Regions from separate parts of the Homo sapiens genome. Here region 2 is linked to region 1. A link is a loop called in an ENCODE intact Hi-C map of the cell type or tissue named here. Cell type or tissue: CD4-positive, alpha-beta T cell. All regions are shown on one strand. Links, peaks and the distances in the headings refer to the core of each region. The heading gives the core; the rest is flanking DNA. Region 1 overlaps FAM163A (family with sequence similarity 163 member A). Region 2 overlaps RALGPS2 (Ral GEF with PH domain and SH3 binding motif 2).

What was found. Hi-C counts contacts between places; a loop is a spot of excess contacts. Peaks named below come from ENCODE experiments on the same cell type or tissue, not always from the same donor. Only the 100,000 strongest peaks of a DNase experiment are listed, where the experiment ranks them.
Region 2: it touches region 1 in a loop (10-fold over the local background); 4 of 110 quality-filtered maps call a loop at or near these places.

Annotation. Positions count from the first base shown.
Region 1 is chr1:179,806,889-179,812,266 of GRCh38, forward strand. FAM163A (family with sequence similarity 163 member A) reads left to right here. Exons shown (of 5, transcript NM_173509.3): 2 at 910-1,000; 3 at 5,222-5,243. Among named protein-coding and RNA genes, the nearest start is that of MIR12116, 5.7 kb to the left of the region's middle. In CD4-positive, alpha-beta T cell, for the core only: CTCF peaks have their summits at 3,107 (motif pointing left) and 3,306; a DNase peak (open chromatin) is centred at 3,093.
Region 2 is chr1:178,771,515-178,776,892 of GRCh38, forward strand. It overlaps RALGPS2 (Ral GEF with PH domain and SH3 binding motif 2), which reads left to right. Exons shown (of 20, transcript NM_152663.5): 2 at 5,168-5,307. The coding sequence starts at 5,251. Among named protein-coding and RNA genes, the nearest start is that of RALGPS2-AS1, 48 kb to the left of the region's middle. In CD4-positive, alpha-beta T cell, for the core only: CTCF peaks have their summits at 2,962 (motif pointing right), 3,167 and 3,375; no DNase peak of the experiment used is centred there.

The DNA.
Region 1 (5,378 bases), core at 235-5,234:
GGGTCAAGAGTTTGAGACCAGCCTGGCCAATGTGGTGAAACTCTATCTCTACTAAAAACACAAAATAGCTGGGCACGGTGGCATGTGCCTGTAGTACCAGCTACTTGGGAGGCTGAGGCGGGAGAATAGCTTGAACCCGGGAGGCCGAGGTTGCAGTGGCACTCCACCCTGAGTGACAGAGCAAGACTGTGTCTCAGAAAAAAAAAAAAAGAAAGGTCAACACTGTCCTGGGTTAGACTGATTGGTTAAATGAATAAACAAATGAAACAATGTAAAGAGACCCCCAAAAATTAGCCTACCCTGGATTCCTGGATGTCTCGGGAGGGCCCTGCCTCCCCCTCCACCATCAGCGCAGCAGCCTGAACTTGCTCATCTGGCTGTCCAGTCACCATCTTTGGCCTGATAGAAGTCAGGATATTGGAGTAGGGGAAGGAAGTGTGCAGCCCGGGCACTGGGAAAAATAGGCCCGGGAAACCGTGGGAAAGGGGCTGGGAAAGAGGTATGTTAAGAGCAGGGTCAGTCATGCAGGCAACAAGGACACATCCACTGAGCACAGATCCAGATCCTCCAGTGGAGCAGGAGAAAGCCAGCCGAGCGCCCTGCCCCACTCGCCGTCACCTCCCAGACATGTGCCCAGCATCCTGCCGCTGCCCTGGGCACAGGCTTCCAGCAGCAGCACAGAGGGAAGGAGACAAAGCTGGGATAGGTGTAACCTTACAGGTCTGTCCTCAGGTTCTTAGGCTGGGGCCTCGGAAACCAAGGCAGCTGTGGAGGTTTACCTCAAGAAGCAAACCCCTGGAGAGACTTCCACTCTAGAAGCTGGGGTCACAACTGGGGGCCAGCAGGAGCCTGTCTGTCCTCAGCCTCCCTGTCCAGCTCTCATGAGCCTTTCCTTCTCTTCTCTGGCAGGGACTGATGCCCTTGGCCAGACGCACCCCCAACTGCTGTCTGCTCAGGTGTAGCCCGCGTGACTGAGTCACCGCTGCTCCAGCTGTTTCACGTAAGTGTAAGGCACGGGCCACTCCCTTTTCCTCTGGGAGAGGGTGTCTGGGCCACCAGTGGGGAAGGAGCTTCAGCAAGTCCTGGTCACAGAGGGAAGGCCCTTAGGATTCTTTAGTGGACAGCAGGTTTGTCCTCTTTGGCTACCCCCATTCCCTGACTTGGCCACCACTGAGTCATTCTGCCCTAGACCTGCTGAGACCTGGGTGGGAACATAGGGACCTCTTTCTCCTGTCCTCAGGACACCTCAGGAGGCAGCTGGTGTGTTAGAAACTCCACAGCACTGGCCCGTGGGCCCTGACTCAGGCACTTGTTATCCTATGACTTTAGGCAAATGACTTAATGGTCTCGCTTCTCCTCCAGCATTGCTGGGGCTTTTGTAAGATTCAAGAATGTATTCGTTATCTTTTGCTGCGTCACAAACTACCACAAACTCAGCAGCTTAAAACAACACACAGTGATTATCAGTTTCTGTGGGTCAGGAGTCCAGACATGGCTGGTTGACCCGCTGCCTCAAGGTCTCAGCTGGGGTTGTCAATTCATCCCAAAGGTCAACTGGAGAAGGATCCACTTCATCTCTCATGTATGTGGCTGTTCAGTTCCTTTTGGGAGGCTGGATTGAGGGCCTCAGTCCCCAGCCAGGAATTGGCCAGAGGCCACCCTAGGTTTCTTCCCCAACATGGCAACTTTCAGTATCAAAACTATCAGAGAGAATGGCTAGCAAGAGAATAGTCTGAATCTTATATAATCTATTCACAGAAGTGACATCCCATTACCCATGCTGTTTTCGATTGGTTAAAGCAAGTTACAGGCCACACCCATACTCAGGGGAGGGGAGTACACAAGGGCATGACTGCCAGGAGGCAGTGACCACTTGGGCCATCTCAGAGCCTGCCTGCCATAAGAGAGCATAAATGGAGCACTTTGTAAACTGTAGGCTGCTGTTTGGGTGTAAGGAGATATTGCCAGCATTTGCATCTAGTTGCAAAGAGACAATGAGCCCTCCTGAAATCATAGAGAGCCACTGAATGTGGGAATTTAAATGCTAAACTGTACCATTAGTACAGAAATTAGCCAGCCGTGGTAGCACATGCCTTTGGTCCCAGCTACTTGGGAGGCTGAGGTGGGAGGATCGCTTGGGCCCTGGAAGTTGAGGCTGCAGTGAGCCGAGATTGCAGCACTACACTCCATCCTGGGTGACAGAGCAAGACCCTGTCTCAAAAAAAAATTTTTTTTTTCCATTAGTACTGGGGCTTCAGGGAAACTGGTTGAGAGCTGATTAGTTCATCTCATACCCTGTACATGTCCCTTCCTGGCTTATGATTTTAAGGCCAGACCTAAACAGCCACAACATGTCGAGGCCCCCCAAAACCATGTTTGTGGGGTCTTTTCTAGTTCACAAAGAGCTCTCACACCCATCCCCCTCTTTCCTCACAGTCACACTTGAGAATTCAGAGGAAGAGAGGCAAGCCTTGGTTACGATTCCTCGCAATCCTACTGGCAAGGGAGACGTGAGAGGAATGTGAGAGCTGAGCGTTTTGTTCATCTTTGCTTTACAAGTGAGAAAGAAGGTCATTTTCCAATATGGGGTAGCTGCTCAGTGGCACAGGTGATCCTCGAACCTGGGCCTTGAGAACCCCAGCTCTGCCCACACTGCCATGCCCCCGATGTCCAGGCCATTGCCGTGCACAGCCTGCGTGGTCCTGAAAGAGGGGTGGTCCAGCACAGGGGCAGGGAGGAGGGAGGGCACTGTTCTTATACAGCTTCTCCATAATTCCCTGTCTCCTAAAATAGGCTTGGCACATCCTGGAACACTAGTCCAAGCCTGTCTGTGGGGTGGATCACTGCTGCCTCCCCAGCTTCAGGTCACTCCTAGACCTCTCTGTCCATAAGCAGCCCTCAGCGACGAATATGCAGGGAAGTGGTGAGGGGATGAAGTGGTGCTGTAGTGAAAGTGCCTAAGCCTTCCCCACGCTGAGATTCATCTGACCCCGCCTCCAGATGCCCCAAGAAACCCCTGAAGCATGGCCCGCCATGCACCTGGGCAAAATCAAAGTGGTCTCGAACAGTGACGCTCAAGTCTGCAGATGGGATTGAGCTGAGAGGTACAGCTTGCTGCCCCCTGGTGGTCTGTCAGAGTCATAACTGCCAGGGCTGTGACAAGCTAAACAGTGAGCTTTTATTAAGTACCCGGTATGTGTCAGGCATGGTGTATAAGGCTGCAGGGGATAGGAGACCGTGTAAGACACAACCCTTGATCCCAGAGGACTTATAATATAGTGGAGGAGTCAAGATGTTCCCACATGAAAAGTTGACTCTCATCCCACCAAGCGGGATTTGAAGAGCAAACCATGAAGGGCATTGCAATAGGAGCCCAGAAGTGAGAGAGCTTCAGGGCTGGGGCAGTCAGGGGAGGCTTCTCAGAACCTTGAAGGATGGGCAGGATTTAAACAGATGGAAAAAGAAAGGCCACACGCTCCCCTGTCAAAAGCCCCGTCAGGAAACCCCCAGGGTCTCCAAGAGAGTTCATCTGGATTCCTTGACCGGGTTGCAGCCTCTGCAGCTGCATGCCTGCCCTGGCCTGTCCCAGCCTCGCCAGATCCCTCGCAGTTCCTGGAACTGTTTTCTCACACCCCTGGACTGTTCATTCTGCCCTCCCCACCTTGTCTACTGGATAAGCTTTCACTCAGCTTTTAGGATTCAGCTCAATACAACACCTGCAGTGGAGCATCTCCCCTCAGTCAGTAGCTGCCCCACTCTAGGTTCCGCAACTCTAGTCTGCAATTCTGTGGCTGCGAGTCTCACACTGTATCCTAAGGTTTGCCCCGTATCTTTTCATCACTAGGCAATAAGCTGCTTAAGAACTGTAGGACTATGGCTCACACTTGTAATCCCAGCACTTTGGGAGGCCAAGGCGGGTGGATCACCCACCTTGGTGGGTGGTCAGGAGTTTGAGACCAGCCTGGCCAACATGGTGAAGCCCCGTTTCTACTGAAAATACAAAAATTAGCCCGGTGTGGGGTTGCACGTCTATAATCCCAGCTACTCGGGAGGCTGAGGCACGAGAATCACTGGAACCCAGCAGGCAGAGGTTGCAGTGAGCCAAGATTGTGCCACTGCACTCCAGACTGAGGGACAGAGTGAGACTCTGTCTCCAAAAAAAAGAACAGTGGGACTGCATGATGGGGCAGTGGATCACGTAAGCGGAAGAAAGGGAGGTGAGGAGGGAAAGATAAATAGGGTAAGTGTGCAGGAACGTGGGGGATGGCAATGTCTTTGAAGCTGTCTCTAAAAGTTTATGGGCAGATAAATGTATCCTGCAGGCAATGTGGTGCATGAGAGTCACAGAAAGGCCCAGGGGTATGAAGGAAGGCTTAACAGCTGGTGGCAGGAAGGGTACTCAGAGACAAAACTGGGAAGGTTTGTTAGGAAACCATTGTGCCAGTGCAGCTTGAGAGGTGATGAGTCTTCACTGGTGTGGGGGACAGAAGACTGGGGTAGCCAAAGAAGAATTTGAGGAGTTTAAATTCTGGGCAGCTAGGGGAACGTCCCATGGGCTTGTCAAACTCTAATGTGCAACCTACTCAATTGGGACCTTGTTAAAATGCAAACTCTGACTCATTAGGCCTGTGGGGGGCCTGAGATGCTATCTTTCTAATGGTGCTCCCAGGTGATGCCCACGCTGCTGGTCCACAGAGCGGGAGTGGATTTGGAGCCACACTGCCGGGCAGGTGCAGCCCTCTAAGAGGACAGTGGTGGACATGTGATATCTTTGGGTAAAGAGATAAAGGCACCCCCTTTTACCTGGTGAACACACCAGGGTGCATAGCTTTGTGAGCACAGTGCAGTTGGGTTCTAGCCCCCACTTGCCCTTTGAGTAATAAACAATTTGCAAAGCCCTTCGGGACAGCTCTGGTGGAGCCACCAACAGAGCCTCCAGACAGGTCGGAGGAGAGGAGTCCATTTGGAGAGCAGGGTGGTGACTTTAACCTGTCATAACTGAGTTTGAGATGACCACTGGGACATCCACTGAAATGTCTATCTACTAGCAGCTGGAGACCCAGCTGGAGACCTGGACTTGGGGTCTGTGGGCTCACTGATGATATGCCACACAGCGAAGAAAGCAAAATGAGGGTTGTCTGGGAATCATCTAACCCTTCTGGCCTTTTTCAGTGAGTAACTCTCTTCTTCCAACATCTCTGTCCTTTCTGTTGTCTTGCAGGTCGCCGTTCCCTTTACTGAATGTAAGTGATCGTAGTCATTTTTCCATCTCCAAGATGCCAACTTCCCATTCCCCACCCTCCTGCCCCTTGGTCCCAATGCACCTGGGAGGCTCAGAAATCCCCATTCACTGACCTAAAAGGAGAATCTGTCTGAAG
Region 2 (5,378 bases), core at 63-5,062, 1.0 Mb before region 1:
AATAATTTTGATGTACTCAGTTAAGGGATTGTCCAGTTCTTCACACAATATAGTTACTTATTTTTTTTTCTTGTAACTAGTAAGCAGTCTGTGAGGAAAAACTGTTTTTGTTTTTTTACTTTTTTCTAATTAATGTCTTTGTAGGAAATTTAAAAATATACAGGTAAGCTAAAGTTAGGGAAAAATTGTCATAAACCTAGCGATAACCACATTTTAGTGTATGTTGGTTCATCTCTCTTCTTTATGTTATAATAATGATTACCAAAAAGGACTATACCTTAAATACTGTTTGGTAAATTGCTTCATTCATTTAGCAGTATATTATAAATATTTTTTTCATGTGTCATTAAGTATTACAGTATTTTAATGGCTGCATAGTTTTCCATTGTGTAGCAGTCACTTGCCTATAGATTGTTCTGTGATGTTCAGTTTAGCCTCACATTCCAGGTACAAGAGATCCTTAGTGGCTGTCCCCTAGGGGTTAGGGAATCTCTTAAACCCAGGAGCCTCCAAGCATGGAATCTTGATGTCTGTCTTATCCCATCAGCACTGCCATGTTGTTTTTCTGTTCTGCTGTTCCACACTAATATGCTATGTTCCTTTCTCTGACCATTCCTAGGTCCACAGTAGCACACTTTTGTCAAATATTTAAACCTATTTCTGATTCACTTGGGTTGTTTTCATGCTTTAACTGCTAATATTGTATCCAGATGTTGGTTTTCTTGTTTGTCTTATTGCAAATATAGGCTATAATGAGTTAAGTGAACTTTTATGGGGTAGTCTTCTGAGTAGAGCATCTGGCCAAAATACCTCATACCCACCAAAAACAAAAACACAAAATATTTGGAGAGCACAGTTTATCTTTTTATTTGGAACTTCTTTGCTATTACCTGAATTTCTAGTTAACCTATATTCGTATTTTGGGTCAGGTATCTTAGGAGATCTCAGCTCTTGTCTATTAGGATTACTTAGCAAATTATCTTAGTGAACTTTCTGTACAGGAGATAAAGCATAACCTTTAAATGCATTATTTTATAGATTTTTCTCCCTTTAATATTTAATCATTTGAAAGTCTCTCTTCTACAAGTTGTTTAGTTTCAAGCTGTTCAGGTATATGGAAATATAACCTTTCTGTATAGATGTGGGACAGTTTACAAATGAATCAGCCCATACTTTCATAGTTTAGTTCAAATGTGACAAAATTATATTTGGAAGACTTAGGTGTAGAATCTCTTTTTATTGACTGAAGGCAAAACAATTTTAACTTAAGTGAATGAAGTAACTTTGTTATTTTTAAACATTTTTTTGAGGCGGAGTCTCGCTGTCTCCCAAGGTGGAGTACAGTGGTGCAATCTCGGCTCACTGCAACCTCTGCCTCCCAGGTTCAAGCGATTCTCCTACCTCAGCCTCCCAAGAAGCTGGGATTACAGGCACGTGCCACCACACCCAGGTAATTTTTTGTGTTTTTAATGGAGACGGGGTTTCACCATGTTGGCCGGCTGGTCTCGAACTCCTGACCTCAGGTAATCCACCTGTCTCAGCTTTCCAAAGTGCTAGGATTACAGGCGTGAGCCCCTGTACCTGGCCTATTTTTAAACTTTTCTTTACACTTTGAGAAATAACGTCTGCTATTTTATAGATGATGATGTAATAGTGATACCCTGTCTCTAAAAAAATGTAAACAGTTAGCTGGGCATGGTGGTGCACACCTCAGCTACTCAGAAAGCTGAGGTGGTGGGAGGATTGCTTGACCCCAGGAATTGGAGGCTGCAGTGAGCTAAGATTGTGCCACATGCTCCAGCCTGCATGACAGAGCAAGACCCTGTCTCTTAAAAAAAAGGCTACTGTGATGTTGAGTCATGTTGAAAGATCTTGTCATTTATAACACAAAGAAAAGTAAATAAAATATTAAAGCATATATTTGGCATATTTAATGTGAACTTTTCTGTGTGCAAAGTATAGAAAGGTCTTTGAAGGACGTACTAAAAGAATAAACTCGTATCTCTGTCTTTTAGAACTTGTAGTACTTTTATAATATCGTATAAGCCTCTCTGTTATACTTCAACATTATTAAATACTATTGACTCCTGGCTAACACGGTGAAACCCCATCTCTACTAAAAATACAAAAAATTAGCCGGGCGTGGTGGCGGGCGCCTGTAGTCCCAGCTACTCAGGAGGCTGAGGCAGGAGAATGGTGTGAACCCGGGAGATGGAGCTTGCAGTGAGCCAAGATCCCGCCACTGCACTCCAGCCTGGGCGACAGAGCAAGACTCCGTCTCAAAAAAAAAAAAAATACTATTGACATGTACATTTGTAAATAGTTACGAAAAGTTTATATTCTTTAAGGTATGCTTTGCTATATTTTAAAATATGTAATGGATTTTAATGTGACCTTAATTTTCATGAAATACATGGGTGACAATTTATTTTAAAAGCAGAGAAGGCCAGGTGCAGTGGCTGACGCCTGTAATCCCAGCACTTTGGGAGGCCAAGGCCTGCAGATCACCTGAGGTTAAGAGTTCGAGACCAGCCTGGCCAACATGGTGAAACCCTGTCTCTACAGCCTGACCAACATGGTGAAACCCTGTCTCTACTAAAAATACCCAAAATTAGCTGGGTGTGGTGGCTTGTGCCTATAATCCCAGCTACTCAGGAGGCTGAGGCTGGAGAATTGCTTGAACCTGGGAGGCGGAGGTTGCAGTGAGCTGAGATCATGCCATTGCATGCCAGCCTGGGCAACAAGCAAAACTCTGTCTCAAAAAAAAAAATAAAAGGAGAGAAAATGTGATTCTTCATGCTTATAGTTTACAAATATTTTAATATTGTTCCTGGTCTGTATTACATTTTTTTAAGTAAAAGTAATAAATTGTATATTTTGATATGTAAAGTAAGTTAAAGATATAACTCCTTTACCTATTAAATTAAAATCTTTTTCTTAGCACTAGGGGGCACCCCTGATTTATAAATTCATGTTATACTTAATGTTGCCTAGAAAGTGGAATGAAATGTAATTATTTGAAAAATATTTTGCAAACTGAGTGCTATGTTCAAAGAGAATCTGGATTATCAGCTGGTTTTGTTGCATAGCAGTATAAATATAAGTTGATTCTTAATACTATAAGGATAATGAAGCTTATAGAATAAGATAGTTTAGATGGGAGGAAATTGTTTTGTAGTTTATTCATTTTCACGTTGATTTTCTAAGTAGGTGCGTTAAATGGTTTTAAAACTTCATGATTTTGAATATATTTCTGTTTTAAAAATCCTAGCACGATGTTCTGCTCTTAGCAGGTACCTAGGCTGTATCTGAATAAATTAAGATAAATTCAAGATGTGACTGAAGGCTGCTATCATTAGTAATAATTTTTAAGCATTTCAAAACCAAGAGCATGTTTTACTACTTCTAGGAAACAGATCTTAGCCATTCTCATTCATTGTGTTTGCAATTAGGATTTTTAGTAATGCCCAGCAACAATTGCTTCCCAAAGGTGTATTTCTAAGGTTTTGTCTTTTCTTTTTTATTTAAGAGACTCTGTTGAATTTAAGCTTTATGGGAATTAAGCAGATAGTAACATCTGCATCATCATTACATCATAGTAATAGCATATTTACCATGTGCCAACACTGTTTTAGGTGCTTTGTGTATATTATCTCATTTCGCTTCACCACAACTCTATGAAGTAGGTACTTATTATCCCTATTTTATAGATGAGAAAACTGAGTACAGAAAAGTTAAAATTTCCTGGGTTTACACAGAGGTAATGTGGTTCCAAAATTTGTGCTTTTAAATCACTATATCCTATATTGCTTCTCCAGAGAAAGGAAACTTAGCATTGAAGTAATTATTATTAACATTTAAAACTCAGCTTTTAAAGTGAATGTAGCATAGAGTACCTAATTTATAGACACTTACCATTTCTCTTATGAAAAACGTCATAGATCTTTAAAGTTGAAAAGGGATCTTAAAGTTCATTTACCACTGTCATTTTACAAAGAGGAAGAAATTCTGTCCTAGAGGTAAAGTTACCTACTCAGTTTATATGACAGGTTATTTATGGAAAGGTATTAGAACTTCAAGTAAGTACTCTGACTTCCAGTAAAGTGGAAAATCTGTGTTGTGAAAAGAATATTTGACTAGAATTTTGATGGCTTGAAACTTGTTCTTGGCTCCTTATTTACCATCCTGTGTCCTCAGAAGCTCTGTGTTTGTTTGTTATGTGGGTATATCTTCCCTAATTAGTGTTATTGGTAGTTGTGCAAATCAACATAATGTATTAAAGATATTTAATAAACTTTAAAGTCCTATACAAATAAACATAGTGTATATTATGGTACAGTAAAGCCACCATATCCATGGGTTCTACATCTGGATTCAAACAAATCTGAGTTGAAAATACTTGGGGCAAAAAAAAAAAAAAAAGGATGGTTGCATCTGTACTGAACATGTACAGACTTTTCCTTGCTATAATTCCCTAAAAAATACAATATAACAACAATTTACGTAGCATTGGCACTGTATTAAGTATTATGAGTAATCCGGAGATGATTTAAAGTATACAAGAGGATGTGTATAGGTGATATGCAAATACTGCACCATTATATAAGGGCCTTAAGCATCGGTGGATTTTGGTATCTATAGTAGATCCTGGAACAAATCCCCCATGGATACTGAGAGATGATTGTATTTTTATGACATGTAGTTCATAATATTTTAAGTATTTGTGATATGTTGGTAATCTAGATCACTAGCTGTGATAAGCTTATTCAGTATTGTTGATTTACAGGTGTCATTTGGATCGCTAAAAATTTATTGTGTTGTGGTATGTGTTACTTTGCCACCTGTGTTTTTACACATTTTATTTACTTTAAGAAAGTTGTACATTTGATTTTTTTCCCTCGCAATACCCACTTAGCGAAAAGTTATGCTTTTGCTTTGCTTATGAAGAACATAACAATAACATCTATTGAATACTGTTTATTTGGTGTTCTGATTGTTTGAAAAGAGCATACAAGATTGTCCTCAGTTTGGATTTAGCGACTGAGCTAAGATAATAAATAGAGTTTAGTGAAGTTGAAATTTTTGTTTCTTGGCATGGTGGTAGGCATAGAGTTGTTTTCTTGAACTTCGAGGAAGACATTTGCTTAACTTTTTTTTTTTTTTACAGGAATAATGTATTTGTGGCCTTGGACATGAGGCAGTCAGTCCTCTGTTGCTGTTAACATAAGGTCAGGGACTGATGAGGAAAGCATGGACCTAATGAACGGGCAGGCAAGCAGTGTCAATATTGCAGCTACTGCTTCTGAGGTAAGATATTTAAGAAGCTTGGGTGTAAAGTTTCTTACCTGGCTTTCTAATTTTTCAAGCATTATGTTTGT